Linked DNA regions of Homo sapiens: region 1 is linked to region 2. A link is an interaction called in ENCODE POLR2A ChIA-PET data of the cell type or tissue named here. Cell type or tissue: GM12878. All regions are shown on one strand.

Region 1 (8,000 bases), 66 kb after region 2:
ATATGAAAACGTATTTTTGGTAAGAAAGGTTAAAAAGAAAAGATAATAATGTTATATGAGAAAAAACTTTATATGGTAAATTTGTGTCCTAAGGTAAAATTTAAGAGAGCAAAAGTATAGGATAAAGCAGAAATTTCAAGCATATTGTCTATGGTACATATTGTCAGAGTACGTTGTGATAAGGTTTGTGAAAAGAAAATTTATGAAAGGAAATTTGCATGTGATCAGGTTGGCTATAATTAAAGGAAATTACTTATAAGTCTTTCTAAAGATTGAGCTTTGATATTAAATTATACTAATACAAAACTAAAATTTTGGTTCCCTATGTTAGAATAAAGCAAGTTTTTCATCAACTATCAATTTGCTTTTAGTAAAATTCAGAGGTTCTGAATTTTTAATTCTGAAATCTGTATCTTTTAAAACTTCTCAGACTTATATCTCGGAAGTTCAACTTTTACTGTACCTTGCTGCATGTGATTTGCAGGTCACATGTGATTGCCTTCTGTTTTTTAATCCCTGGGAAAGGTACATCTTTTTGCTTGGCTGGGATGGTAACTCTGTCCTTCAATGTTTTTATCAATTCCTGTAACTTTTGTTCTGGTTCTAACACTGATGTTGTGGCCTGACACTGAAATGTTTTATCTTGAAGGTGTAGAAAAGCAATGTTTTCCTTCAGTATAACTTGATTCTGTACTCTTGGGTTTTCTTTATAGGTCTGCATTGTTCAGTATAACCAGGAAACATCCATGTTGTTACTAAGAGTCCCTACTTTGTGTCCCTACACAAGGTACTAGTTTTCTTGTTTACATTTCTCCATAATAAATTGTACATCATAATCCTGGACAAACTCTTCCTCTGTCTGCTTAAATTCAAGTACCTTTTTCATCAGGTTTGACTTCCAGGTTAACTAAATGGGCTTCTCATGAGGAAAAGCAATTACACTACAGAAGGTTTTTCTTTTCCTTTTTGGTAACAGGTCTGAAAAAAAAAAGATTTTACATTTTATCGAGATAATCCTTGTGTTGTCTTTATTAGGATTTTGGTTACTTAGGAAAACTGAGTTTTAAATGGGTTAAGGTTTCCACAACCATGTAACTTCTATATAGCTTTTGAAGTTTTATGATTATCACTCTGGTTAAATGAATAACTATTATTTAACAGTGACCTGTGATTCTGTTTTGTTTTTCGGATTTTTGTTTTCATTTTTGTTTTTGTTTTGAGATAGGATCTTGCTTTGCTGCCCAGGCTGGAGTACAGTTGTGTGATCGTAGTTCACTATAAAACTAGGCTCAAGTGATCCTCCCACCTCAGCCTCCTGAATAGCTGGGACTACTGATGCATGCCAGAACATCCAGCTAATTAAATTTTTTTTTCATTTTTTGTTTTAGAGATAAGGTCTTGCTCTGTTGCCCAAACTGGAGTCAAGTGGTACAATCACAACTTGCTGTAATTTTGAACTCTGGGGCTCAAGCAATCCTTGGTCTCCTGAGTAGCTAGGACTACAGTAGTGTGTCACCATGCCCAGTTAATTTTTCATTTTTATTTGTAGATACCAGGTCTCCCTATGTTGCCCAATCTGGCCTTGAACTTCTGGCCTCAAGCAATCATTCTGCCTTGACCTCTCAATGTGCTGGGACTAAAGGTATGAGCCACCATGCTGTAAAAACTTTTCATGAAGATGAGATCTTGCTAATGTAGCCCAGGCTGGTCTTAAACTCCCGGCCTCAAGCAATCCTCCCACCTCAGCCTCCCAAAGCACTGGGATTGCTGTCCTGAGCCACTGTACCCAGCCCATGATTCTCTTTTGATCAAATGTTTCAAACCTTTTGACATCTTTGGCAGATTTCACTAAGATCAAAATTCTAAATTACTTTTTGTTGGCTTAAAATTAACTTTGGGATATTCTAGTTGGGCCCCTGGAAACATCAAAGAATGTATCTCTCATTTTGTAGAGATATTAAATTATTTGGTAAATTGTACGGTAGGCATTGTCAAATAACAATAATATTAGATCTTCTCTCAGTTACATTTATGGGTATGTTATTGATATGTGTTTCCAAAATCATACAAATTAATAAAAATATAATATTTTGTCAGTCATAATTTTATTATGATTTTTGATTGCTATGTTAAAGTTATATTTGTATGAATATGTTATTAATTTAAATATTCTAAAAATTATATAAAAGTTATAAAATTCTGATGGTCCTGATGTGACATTATCAGTCATAATTCTGGTTGCATCTACTAGATATTTTAAATGCTGCACGTAATAGCAATAACTAAATTTCCTGGTCAATTGGAACTTTCATCAGATTTTAATCATGGCTATTCTAAGTTTTTATCATCCACAGCTGTTGTTTTGAATTCTTCTCTAAACACATTTGCAATCAGCTTTAGTCCAAAATTGCTTTTCATGGAAAAGACTAACAAGTACTCTTAAACACTGATTTCTGATAACTTTAAGATAAATGGACTAAATAAAAACTCCCAGAATTCTAATAAAAGACTGACTCATTCATGAGGATCGTTAAGTCAACATCAAGCAGAAAAAGAATTACAAGGGACTGAACTGATGGAGCACTAAAATGATTACATAAATTCTTGTTTGAAATACTGCTGATTCTTTTTGTATTTTGTTTTCCAAAGTCAACACTTCCACAGTACATCTCCCTACAAAGACATTCCCCAAGGCTAGTGGGCGACCCAATGCCAATCAGCCCACTCTGATTAGCCCACCATAGTTCTATCTTTTGGTGTTGAGTGTTCTTACAATCTCCAAGGTTTCAAAACTTCCTTTTTATCTAAGCCCCCTGAAGTAACAACCACTCACTGCAACCACTGGCTGCCACTTCCAAAACTGCAGCTTTTGCCAGTAACTGTAGATTTTGCCAGTAACTTGCCATTACACATACAAAAGTCAGGTTCTCTCCCACAATACAAAGTAATCCCTGGTACTCCAAAAGCCAAAGAGATCAGGTACTACTTTTAATTGCTTTTTTTTTTTTTTCTGAGACCGGGTCTTGCTTTTTTACCTAGGCTGGAGTGCAGTGGCACTATCTTGGCTCACCACAACCTCTGCCTTCCGGGTTCAAGTGGTTCTCCTGCCTCAGCGTCCCGAGTGGCTGGGATTACAGGTGTATGCCACTACACCCAGCTAATTTTTTTTATTTTTAGTAGAGATGGGGTTTCACCATGTTGGCCAGGCTGTCTTAAACCCCTTACCTCCAGTGATGTGCCCGCCTCAACTTCCCAAAGTGCTGGGATTACAGGTGTGAGCCACCATGCCAGGTCTTTAATTCCTCTTAAAACTGTTCACTATTTAACAATTTGATTTCCTCTATGACAATATAAACTGCAATTTATAAATTAATAGAATCGGATTTCAAAAACATTCTTGAACCTAATAATTCAATCTTATCTTTTAATTCTAAATACATTTTCCCTTTTTTTTTGAGAGAAGGAGCTGTGAATATTATATAATCTACAATCCTTTTTGTAATGTCCAGGATTTTTGCAGTAATTGCAAAGCAGAGGATTAGATTGGTTTTGGAACTTATTAGGTTAGACAATTGCTTTAGTTGCAAACTCATGATCTTTTTTGCTTTTCCCCTCTGTTTGGCTTTCTTTTCTTTTTCTTCCTTAGGTAGGGTATGGGATATTTGATCAGCAAAATTAACTAGCTCATGAGTTTGAAAGGCAGTCCAACTGGGGCACTGTCCCTTTGTTACACATGCCAGTTCTTCGTCTTATCCATTTACGAAGTTTTAGTTAAGGAGAGCATCATTTTGGTAAGTTAGCACTATTACGAAGTTACACTCTCATAGTGTAACATTACAGGCTTATCAAGATTTTGTTTGCATTGTTATATTTTGTTCCAATTAACTACTTTTCGAAAACGAAGGGGATAGGATTTAGCAAAGCTTTGGCAGTATTGTAGGCCCATTCATGATCTGCTTCAGAATTGGAAGTCCTTTAAACAATTTCTCCAATTTGCCTTTGCTATCTAATCTTTGGCTTTACTTTCTGACACTAATATGCGAATCACTTGGTATAAACCAGAGAATCTGGGATTATAAGCTCAAACATTTGAATCACATTTTCTAGCAAATTCAATGGGGTCCTGAAGAGGATCTGGGAATTTTTAAATTATGTCTTTAAGTTCTACTTTTGAACCATGGTTGATATATCAAGTCAGGTTCTCCTCTAATGAACACAAGGTATTTCCAAAATGGAGCCAGAACAGCGGAAGAAGGAGGAAGAGGAGGAAAGGGAGGTAAATCTGGACAAGAAGTTCTGTCAAAAGAGAAGGAGGAGGCCAGGTGAGGAGGCTCACACCTGTAATCCCAGCACTTTGGGAGGCCAAAGCAGGCGGATCACTTGAGGTCAGGAGTTTGAGACCAGCCTGGCCAACATGGCAAAACCCCGTTTCTACTAAAAAATACAAAAATTAGCTGGGCGTGACGCACGCCTGTAAATCCAGCTACTCAGGAGGCTGAGGCAGGTGAATCACTTCAACCTGGGTGTGTGTGTGTGTGTGTGTGCAGGTTGTAGTGAGCCGAGATCATGCCACTGCACTCCAGCCTGGGTGACAGAGTGAGACTCTATCTAAAAAAGAAAAAAAAAAGAGAGAGAGAGAGAAAGAGGAGCTGAAGAAGGGGGAGAAATTTTGGTAGTATTTTTTAAATTCAGAAATTGTTTTGTACTTTTGTCCTACTCTTGCAGAGAATTGGCTTTATCACAACCTCTTTTAGAGGCTAAGTACCATTGAAAATAGCTCCCAGTTATTTTCTTTTCTTTTAGAGCCGGCTTTTACTAATGGATCAGGCAGATAAACTAGCTTAGGTATTTCAAAGTTACCTCATTTTGGCCATTGTAACTTGGGGTCATCTTGAGTAATATGAGATCAATTTTTTTCTAGATATTTGCATGAGGAGGTGCTGTGAATACTAAACAGGAATCCAGCTGGTGTTTCTAGTGGTGGATCTCTACTTAAGGAGGAAGACTCAGTTATAGAAGTAAGATTGCCCATAATTAAGACTTTCCTTTTGAATGGCCAAAAAGACCTAGCAGGAAGAATTTCGATCACTCAAGAAGAAAAGTTTAAATTTGTCAATTGAACTGAGCTTCACAATCTGGCCAGTTTTAAAGACTTTTTTTTTTTTTCAGTGATAAACTGATATCTCCCTGACCAAACTTCTGAATGAGAGAAATGTTTGAAAAGCTCTAAGGCATAATTCAAATAAGACCTTAATATCAGAGAAAAAGTGAAACTTACAAATCTGTGGTCAGAAAAATCACTAAAGAATAACAAATGAAACTCCTACCGAACAGTAGAGTTTCAATTTCAGCCCTTTCAATTTAGGAATGTGTGTAGCTCAAATAATGTCTCAATCCTCAAGAAAGCCAGAAAGATTCAGACTTGAGAGGAGCCTTTCCAGAGATCGTTGTTGACTCCAGCAAGGTTGGATAAACTACTGGCACCAGTTCTCTAGTTGTCAGTGAAGTGACAGTGATCACTGGAGGTCTGCTTTAGGTCCCGTTTGGGTCACCAAAATGTCAACCTTAAGAATGAGATGCAGAAAATATGATTAAGCATAGAGTTTATTTGAGCTCAAAGATTGAAGATGGCCACCCAAAAGCATAGATTTGAGTTTCCCTGAATACACACTTCTGTTTGCTGTAATTACAAGTGGTTTAAACATTTCTAAAAAATAATTAGAGGCTGGGAGCCGTGGCTCACGCTAGTAATCCCAGCACTTTGGGAGGCCGAGGCGGGCGGATCACAAGGTCAGGAAATCGAGACCATCCTGGCCAACATGGTGAAACCCCGTCTCTACTAAAAATACAAAAAATTAGCCAGGCATGGTGGTGGGCGCCTGTAGTCCCAGCTACTCGGGAGGCTGAGGCAGGAGAATGGCCTAAACCCAGGAGGCGGAGCTTGCAGTGAGCTGAGATCCGGCCACTGCACTCCAGCCTGGGCGACACAGCAAGACTCCGTCTCAAAAAAAAAAAAAAAAAAATTAGAGACAGGGTCTTGCTGGGCCTGAACTCCTGGCCTCAAGCAATCCTCCTGCCTCAGCTTCCCTGAGTGTTGGGATTGTAGGCATGAGCCACTGCACCTGGCCTTACCAGTGGTTTTTAAAGCAAAAAAATAAAAAAGAGGCAATTCCTAAATTGTTTACCAAGATTTTACATTAAAATGACATAAGTTATTGATTGGCTACACATTGTTCTTTGTATCACAAATTTCAGGAACATGAAGATAATGGGCGAGGCAGCTAGTCAAGAACAAAATGCCTTTAAACAATTGCCTGGGTGCAGGGGGCATGACTGAAGCTCCATATTCATGTCTCTCTGGGCCTGATATATTTTGCATACCTCACGTAGATCAGATTGCTCTGAGCTATTTCTCTTTTTCTCATGGATAATAGTATTTTTCTCATAGGGTTTTCATAAAGATTAAATAAGAAATAGCAAATTGCATATAGTGTCTAGTACAGAGTAAGTGTTCAATAACAGTTATGATGAAATGATTACAGTAATTGAGAAGAGAAAGGAGAGATAGGAGAGAGGAGTAAAGTTCCCTAAGAAGGCAAAGATGTATCCCTCCTAAGCGCAGGTAGTGGAATTAACTCTGCATTCACCAGGGGATAGGAAACTTTTCCCTTCACCCTTTGAAGGTTCTCTGAAAACTGACAAAAGGCAGATTAATAGGAGAAAAGGCATACACAATTTTATTTTCACGTGGCTAGCCTGGGGGAATCGCAGAATGGTGACCCAACAACGCACTATTATACAGAAGCTTATGTACCTGTTTTCAGAGGGGAGAGATGTATTGACTTGGGAGGTGGGAGGCAGATGATATAGAAAGGCAAAGGACAGGTTGGGTGCGGTGGCTCATACCTGTAATGTCAGCACTTCGGGAGGCTGAGGTGGACGGATCACCTGAAGTCAGGAGTTTGAGATCCACCTGGCCAACAGGGTAAAACCCTGACTCTACTAAAAATGCAAGAATTAGCCGGATGTGGTGGTGGGCATCTATAATCCCAGCTACTTGGGAGGCTGAGGCAAGAGAATCACTTGAACCCAGGAGGTGGAGGTTGCAGTGAGCCCAGATCTCACCACTGCACTCCAGCCTGGGCAACAGAGTGAGACTCCGTCTCAAAAAAAAAAAAGAAAGGCAAGGACCAGAGCTGCACAGAAACAAAGTCTGTCTTATTATGTAGATAAAGATTTTATGTAGATAAAATCTCTCAGTGCTGCTCTCAGATGAACAGATGAAAAGTCTGTCTGGGTGTGGGGATGACTCCCAGTCTCTTCTCTTCTCTGGTGGTTGATCTTTCCTGGCTATTTGATGAGATTCCTAGGGAGGGAGTCTTAAGACAATTGTATTTAAACTTTCTTCTTCAGATAAGAAATTCCAGAAGGAGTCTTTCTTATTTATTTATTTATTTATTTTTGAGATGGAGTCTCCCTCTGTTGCCTAGGCTGGAGTGCAGTGGCACGATCTTGGCTCATTGCAATCTCCCTCTCCTGGGTTCAAGCGATTCTCCTGCCTCAGACTCCCGAGTAGCTGGGATTACAGGTACCCACCACCACCATGTCTGGCTAATTTTGGTATTTTTAGTAGAGACAGGGTTTCACCATATTAGCCAGGCTGGTCTCGAACTCCTGATCTCAGGTGAGCCACCCGCCTCGGCCTTCCAAAGTGCTGGGATTACAGGTGCGAGCCACCGTGCCTGGCCAAGAATCTTTCTTAGGGTGCTTCTGGAAACAGGATCAGAGAGACAGGAAGGTGGGAGAAGTGGCAGAGAGAGAGAGACCTTTGTTCTCAGGCTTATTTTTGAGGATTTTCAAAAGCACTCAGCGTGGCTATATTTGGGGAATCATTTCTGTGCCCCAATACAGGGAAGAAAAGGGAGAAACACACTAGATCTGGATTTTTTTTTAAATTTTTTTTTTTGAGATGGGGTCTTGCTTTGTCACCCAGGCTGGAG
Region 2 (8,000 bases):
TTTTACTCACCAACTGGTAATAAACTAAAAAAAGCCCACTTTAATGCACAAAATATTCATTTGTCTTCATCCTTATCTTGGGATAAATTTTCCCAAGAAAGGTAATATTCCCCTGTATAAACATTTAACCATACCCCTATGAATAACTCTTCCAATGGTGGAAAATGAAATTATCTAGAAGCAGTGGTTAGAAAAAAAATACGATTCTTCCATGACATGGAGAAAATAGAAGAATGAGCTATATAGTTCTCACTTTGAATTCTAGCAGGGACGGTTCCTAGTCTAAGGTCTTAGTATGGAAGAAAGAATGGGAGAAATGGAAGAAAGGCTGAGTTTTCCTTGAAGCAGATGCTGAAACCATGGCAATCCTCAAAATATGGAAGAAGTAGGCTGAAGAAATCACTTGGTCATAACTGCATGGCTTCATAAGGGTTAGGTCTTGACATGCCTTGCTTGCCTAAAGGGAAGGTTTGAGGGTAGGCCTTCAGGCCTCTTTGAAACCAAAGACTCAGATCTAAGTGGCTAAAAAATAATTGGCCCAAGGTAAGTCTGGCAGCACAATGATAAGTCACTTTCTTTTCCCTTTATTGTTAGTTGACATGTAATAATTGTACATATTTATGGGATATAGAGTGGTATTTCGATACAATGTGGAATGATCAAATCAGGGTAATTAGCACATCCATCACCTCAAAATTTATTTATCATTTATTTGTGTTGTGAACATTCAAAATCTTCTCTTCTAGCTTTCTGAAAATATGCAATAAATAAATCTATATTAACCATATTCATGCTATAGTGCTACAGAACACCAGGACTAATTCCTCCTATCCAGCTGTAATTCTGTATCCTTTACCCAACCTCTCTCTATCCTCCTCTCCCCCTTACCCTTCCTAGTCTCTAATAACCACAGTTCTACTCTCTGTAAGTCACTTTTTGTAAAGTCAGCAATTTATGGCTACATAGGGTGGTTTTACAACTTGTAAGTTTTAAAGTATTCTGGTTTGTCAGAGTTTTGATCACCTTTTACCCAATTTTTTACCCATTTTAATTTTTAATTCATCTTAAGCTAATTATTACTGTTCTGGACTGTGTATAATATAGAATGATATCCAACAATACAGGGTTTAGGTGAAACACATTAAGTATTCAACAATTTATGGACTGTTGAAATAAATTATGGCAAGTTACAAAAAGTATAACCTCAGGACGGGCATGGTGGCTCATGCCTGTAATCCCAGCACTTTGGGAGGCCGAGGTGGGCAGATCACTCTAGGTCAGGAGTTCGAGACCAGCCTGGCCAACATGGTGAAACTACGTCTCTACTAAAAATACAAAAATTAGCCAGGTGTGGTGGTGCACACCCATAGTCCCAGCTACCTGGGAGGCTGATGCAGGAGAATAGCTTGAACACTGGAGGCAGAGGTTGCAGTGAACCAAGGTTCACTGGCCACTGCATGCCAGCCTGAGTGACAGAGCTAGACTCCATCTAAGAAAAAAAAAAAAGTATAACTTCATTTTTGGGGAAAAAATGGCATATTTTTATATGTACAGAAAAGAATTTGAAAGGATGTATACCAAAGATATATGCCAACAATGGTTACTGGGTTATTATTACGGATGTTTTATGTTCTTTTGCTCATGCATATATTCTTTTCTTTTTTTTTTTTGAGACGGAGTTTCACTCTTGTTGCCCAGGCTGGAGTGCAATGGCGTGATCTCAGTTCACTGCAACCTCTGCCTCCCAGGTTCAAGCAATTCTCCTGCCTCAGCCTCCCGAGGAGCTGGGATTACATGCATGCGCCACCAGGCCCAGCTAATTTTGTATTTTTAGTAGAGCTGGGGTTTCTCCATGTTGGTCAGGCTGGTCTTGAACTCCCGACCTCAGGTGATCTGTCTGCCTTGGCCTCCCAAAGTGCTGGGATTACAGGCGTGAGCCACTGCACCGGGCCTTTTTTTTTTTTTTTTTAACAGTTTCCTATGGAATAAAAATCAATAAAGGAAACAAGAGAAAGTATGAAATTATCCTATTTTGGATATTTAGGTTGTTTTAACTTTTCATACAACAAACAATACAAGCAATCATAATCATGTCTGACTTCAAGATGGTTTCCCTTTTTTTTTTTTTGAGACTGAGTTTTGCTCTTGTTGCCCAGGCTGAAGTGCAATGGCATGATCTCGGCTCACTGCAACCTCTGCTTCCTGGGTTCAACTGATTCTCCTGCCTCAGCCTCCCCAGTAGCTGGGACTACAGGCATACACTACTACACCCAGCTAATTTTTTTGTATTTTTAGTAGAGACAGGGTTTCACCATTTTGGCCAGGCTAGTCTCAAACTCCTGACCCTCAGGTGATCTGCCTGCATCAGCCTCCCAAAGTGCTGGGATTACAGGCGTGAGCCACTGCACCTGGCCCCCACCCCGCTTTTTTTAAATCACACTACAACAAGAACAAAGAACAGAAACACAAACTCCATCTGAAATAAAACTAGGTGATATATATAATCCCCAAACATGATCTATTAAAGACAGAAAGTGGATGGAAGAATGGTAAATGACTTAGCAGCTGGAAGGAAGGTGAGACTTAATTCCCTGTAGAGGGAGATGCTGACCAGAAACTGGCCACTTTGCCCTGCTAAGTGCCAGAAAGGCTCAGAAATAGAGACACCAGGTATTTCAGAAGTCAGGCTTGAGGAGCTAGGGCTAAATACAGAAAGCCTATAATAACAAATAGATCCTCAAGTCTCCTTCCTCAATCTGCAGAAGGCAGGAGGTATATTTCTGGATAATTAAATCAGGAAAATTCCAGACCTGGGACTAGTTATAAGGGAGGGCAAGTATGGAGTATGGGCGGGAAGACAAGAGGATTAAGTAAACAACTGCTATTGAAAGGTGAGACCTTGACTTTACTCTCAGCTGTATCCTGGAAGATCCTTCTCAGGAGAAAACAAACTCACAAGAGAAAAGGTCTACAGATATAGACATCTGGGGGTCCCTAATAAAAAAGCTGATTAATCCTCTAACTGCTCCACAGTGGAACTCACTAATGGGTATGTGGATAAGTGCACTCAGAGCTTCAGAATCTGGCTCTTAAATATGTACAGACAGCCAAGAATTCCTAGAAATTTCCAACATGAAAGTAAGAATGGGCTGAGTGTAGTGGCTCATGTCTGTTATCCCAACACTTTGGGATGCTGAGGCAGGCAGATCACTTGAGCCGAGGAGTTGGAGACCAGCTTGGGCAATGTGGAGAAACCTGGTGTCTACCAAAAAAAAAAAAAAAAAAAGCAAAAATTAGCCAGGCATGGTGGCAAGCGCCTATAGTTCCAGCTACCAGGAAGCTGGGACGGGGGAGTGGTGCTGAGGTGGGAGGGTCACCTGAGCCTGGGAAAGTCACAGCTGCAGTGAGCTGTGATCACACCACTGTACTCCAGCCTGGGCAACAGGCCAAGGCCTTGTCTCAAAAAGAAAAAAAAGAAAAGTAAAGCAAGAATGAAACAAAAATAAACTCAGAAGAAACAGAGACACTGCAGAAAGCAGAAGAGAACTTCAGGGAAACTAAAATTAATATCCTTCAGTAATAAAAAAAAGAAATAAGTATCAACAAAATAAGAAAAGGATGCTATGAGAAAACAATTCTGAGAACAAGAAAGAGCTCTCAAAAGTTAAAAAAATAATTTTTTTACAATCAGAAAAAAGGGTAGGAAAAAGAACTAAAAAACAAAGTGACAGACAATATGAGGAAAAAACAAATTCAAGAGGTCTAATATCTAACTAATAGAAATCCCAGGAAGAATAAATAAAATGTTATGCAAGAAAGTATTGAAGAAAGTATTTCAGAGCTGAAAGGCATGAGTCTCTAAACTGAAAGCAACAAATACAAGGAATGAAAAAGACTTTCAATGTTCTAAGGGGAAATTATTTCCATGAAATGATCGATGAAGTGTGAAGTTAGAATAAAGCTATTTTCAGATCTACAAAGCCTTGAAATATTTACATGTCACAAATCTTTTCTCAGGAAGCCACTTAAAGATGAGCTTTGTTAAAATGACAGAGTAGCAAAGAGAAAAGATGATATAGAACCCAAGAAACGGGAGGATCCAACACAGAACAGAGATGAAAGGAACTCCCCAACTGCTGATGACCAGGACAACCCCTGTGCAATGTCCTGGGGAGCAGCTGGTCCACACTGAAGCAAGATGATGGAGTGCTCTGTCATGGAGTCTCCAGAGAGCACTGGAGTGACTTCATTTTACACAACTTTTGGAAGATGTAAGCAGACTCAGAGTCAAAGAAAAGTAGGCAAATGAAAAATCAATGAGGTAATTATTAACTCTAGGAAATGAAATCACAGGACTGTATACTAATGGGCTCAGCGTCTAACACTATCTGTTCATTATATGAACACAGTGAAAATTAATTTTGCCAAAAGATAAATATTTGGAAGAAGAAAAGGTATATAAGAAGGGCAAAATTCTCATCTACCACATTAAGATGTAAATATATAATCTTTATAGTTGGTCAGAAGAGCAATATTTGCCTATTATTTAGAAATACTGAGGTAATTACCAGAAGAAATAGCTAAAAGAGGTTCATTTGTTTGTTTTTTGCAGCTAGAGAAGTGAGTAAAAAGAATTTAAAGTGGTTGTCTTTAGGAAATGGGAACTGAGAGTAGAGGAAGTAGGAAGAGGGTGGGAACAAGTCCAGAGAGCTGTTGGTTTTTTTGTTATAGGACTTTGCCATTAGACTTTTAAAACCATATACATGAAATGTAAAAATTAATTTAAAAAAATTAAGGAGTTAAATAAAATTTTAATTTGAAAAACGGTAGGAATATTTAAAATCACATTACGGACAGCAAAACTACCTCAGAGTATACCAAAATTACCAATATTCAAAATAAAAGCATTAGTGCAGCAAAGCCTAATGGAGTTAGCTGTCATGCTACAAGGTGACAGAATATCCACGGTGGTGGCCTGTGCAAGGCTGCTTCTGTGTTTCATCTGTATTTAGGCTGGGGCACCTCTGTTTGCTCACTCCCATCCAGCATACCTGGGAAGCTTCCCTGAATAGGTCTGCTCACCGTCTGCATCTTTTCAGAAAGGAATCTTTCCAAACAGAAGGGAAATATGAACACAATAGCCATCCTGATCCACAACCCCAGTGACATTTTTAAAGAGCTGTGCAAGGAACCAGACACTCATATAGGACTATTTCCTTCCAAATGCTGAGTAAGATGGAAAAAGGGTTAAAAGTACAAAGCCAAGGGGCTTGCTTACCTGTGGGGATGTGGACAAGTCTGACGGCACTATCAGTTTTATTAACATGCTGCCCTCCTGCTCCTTTGGCTCGAAATGTATCTATTCGCAAATCCTTGGGGTCCAATTTCACATCCACCTAGAACAGAAGGCATGGCATAATTCTACACTCCGTGAATACTTTAATATAAAATCGATTCCAAGATTTTTCAAATAAACTGTATTGTTTTAAGATAAATTATAGCCTTTAGACTAAGAGAAGTAACTTATACCAAAGAAAGAGCAATAAACTCCCCATTCCAATGGGATGCTATTTTTTGTTTGTTTGAGACAGGGTCTCCCTCTGTTGCCTAGGCTGGAGTATAGTGGCACAATCATAGCTCACTGTAACCTCAAACTCCTGGGCTTAAGTGATCCTCCTGCCTCAGCCTGCTGAGTAGCTAGGACTACTGGTGCGCACTACCGTGCCATGTTAATTTTAAAAATTTCTTGTACAGATGGGGTCTTGCTATTTTGCCCAGGCTGGTCTTGAACTCCTGGCCTCAAGCGATCCTCCCACCTTGGACTTCCTGAATGCTGAGATTACAGACATGAGCCACCACACCTGGCCCTGGGATTCCATTTTTAAGCACTGATTTAGGATGTTATGAGATCACTGAGTTTTCAATCTTTCAAAAGTTTCATCATTCATCATCCCAAAGTTACATGTAAGAAAACCCCAAAAATATATAAAATACACACATATATACTATATATTGTTGATTCTCATTATTGTCAGAATGTCTATTTGCAAATTTGCCTACTCACTAAAATTTATTTGTATCCACAAATCAACACCCGAGGCACTTCCACAGTCATTTGCAGACATGCATAGGGCAGTGAAAAATATGAGTTGCTCCACATTTGCCCATTGCCAGCTGAAGTAGGACAAGGTAACACTCTGCCTTCTTGTGGCAGCTCTCCTACAGAGATGACCAGAGAATGGAGGTGTAGGGGGCAGAGCAGAGCAGTGCTCTGGTTCTGGGGCCAATTTGGACTGGGTTTGAATCTGAACTCTAGCACCTTTTAGTGGAGCAGCATCAGGCAAGTCACCTGACACTCCTGAGCCTCGTTTTCTCTTTTGTAAAGTATAGAGAATCTACCAGGATGGGTTATTTTTAGAATTTAAGATTATAATCTATGTGAGCTCAGTGTGTGTTTGTGTGTGTGTATGAATTTAGCTAATTTTTTTTTTTTTTTTGAGACAGGGTCTCACTCTGTTCCCCAGGCTGGAGTGCAATGGTGCAATCATAGCTCACTGCCACCTTGAACTCCTGGACTTAAGCAATCTTCCTGCCTCAACCTCCTGAGTAGCTGGGACCACAGGTGTGTGCCACCACGCTCAGCTGGATTTAGCTAATATTGAACCATTGTTCCTAACACTGATTTAACAAATACTGAACCATTACTGCCAAGTGGTTCAGAATCTACTAAATTAGTGTTTGCTGCAACTTTACAGAACATAACTACTGGGAATAATGAAAATCAACTTCATTCGTGCATGTGTGTGTTTATTAGTGATTGAAAGGTGGCTCCCAAAAAGATATGTTCATATTCTAATTCATGGAACCTTATTCGGAAAAAGGTTCTTTGCAGATGTAATTAAGATGAAATTATCCTGGATTATCAGGATAGGCCCTAAATCCAATGACAAGTGTCCTTATAACAAACAACTAAAGACAGTAAAGGAGAAGACCATGTGAATTTGAAGAGTGTTATCGTTTCAAGCCGAGGAACACCTGGAGCAACCAGAAGCTGGAAGATGCAAGGGAGGATTCTCCCCAGAGCCTTCAGAGAGGCACAACTCTGCTGACACCTTGATTTTGGACTTCTGGCTGCTAGAACTGTGAAATAATAAGTTACTGCTATTTGAAGCCACTAAGTTTGTGGTAATTTGTTACAGCAGCCTTTGGAAACTTATACACAGACACAGACACACACACACACAGAAACACACACACACAAATAGTTAACGAATATGTTTTTATTTTGTTTGTTTTTTGTTTTTTTTTTTGAGACAGAGTCTTGCTTTGTTGCCCAGGCTGGAATGCAGTGGCGTGATCTCAGAATTCACTGCAACCTCTGACTCCCAGGTTCAAGAGTTTGGAAACTTATACACAGACACAGACAGACAGACACACACACACAGACACACGCACACACACACACAGTTAACAAATATTTTTGTTTTGTTTTGTTTTTGTTTTTTTTGGTTTTTTTTTGGAGACAAGAGTCTTGCTTTATTGCTCAGGCTGGAGTGCAGTGGCGTGACCTCAGAATTCACTGCAACCTCTGACTCCCAGGTTCAAGAGATTCTCCTGCCTCAGACTCCCGGGTAGCTGGGATTATAGGTGTGTGCCATCACTACCAGCTACTTTTTGTATTTTTAGTAGAGATGGAGTTTCACCGTGTTGGCCAGGCTGGTCTCGAACTCCTGATCTTGTGATCCATCCACCTTGGCCTCCCAAAGTGCTGGATTACAGGCATGAGCCACTGTGCCCGGCCTACAACAAATATGCTATTTTTTAGGGGAGAGCTAACATTTTGTTCCACATTCATCATTTATTAGTGTGAATGACAGAAAGCAGATGTGACTTTTCTCTTTGAAAAGTAACTAGTAACTGGGTCAAGGCTGGAATCTAATACACTGTTTAGCTGATTGTTCTTTTGTATGTTTCCTCTCAAATGACTGCAACACAGTGAA

What was found. ChIA-PET counts read pairs that join two places held together with the same protein. Peaks named below come from ENCODE experiments on the same cell type or tissue, not always from the same donor. Only the 100,000 strongest peaks of a DNase experiment are listed, where the experiment ranks them.
Region 1: POLR2A ChIA-PET joins it to region 2 with 5 read pairs; 3 of 35 experiments call an interaction of 5 or more read pairs at or near these places.

Annotation. Positions count from the first base shown.
Region 1 is chr13:41,294,582-41,302,581 of GRCh38, forward strand. It overlaps LOC105370173 (a long non-coding RNA gene), which reads left to right and starts at 1,602. Exons shown (of 3, transcript XR_001749846.2): 1 at 1,602-1,642; 2 at 3,647-3,791. It also overlaps a transcript of MTRF1 not described here. In GM12878, no CTCF peak of the experiment used is centred here; no DNase peak of the experiment used is centred here; H3K4me3 peaks cover 304 bases.
Region 2 is chr13:41,228,612-41,236,611 of GRCh38, forward strand. MTRF1 (mitochondrial translation release factor 1) reads right to left here. Exons shown (of 10, transcript NM_004294.4): 7 at 5,279-5,396. KBTBD6-DT (KBTBD6 divergent transcript) reads left to right here. Exons shown (of 4, transcript NR_120423.1): 4 at 6,505-8,000. Among named protein-coding and RNA genes, the nearest start is that of MTRF1, 31 kb to the right of the region's middle. In GM12878, no CTCF peak of the experiment used is centred here; a DNase peak (open chromatin) is centred at 3,440; H3K27ac peaks cover 654 bases.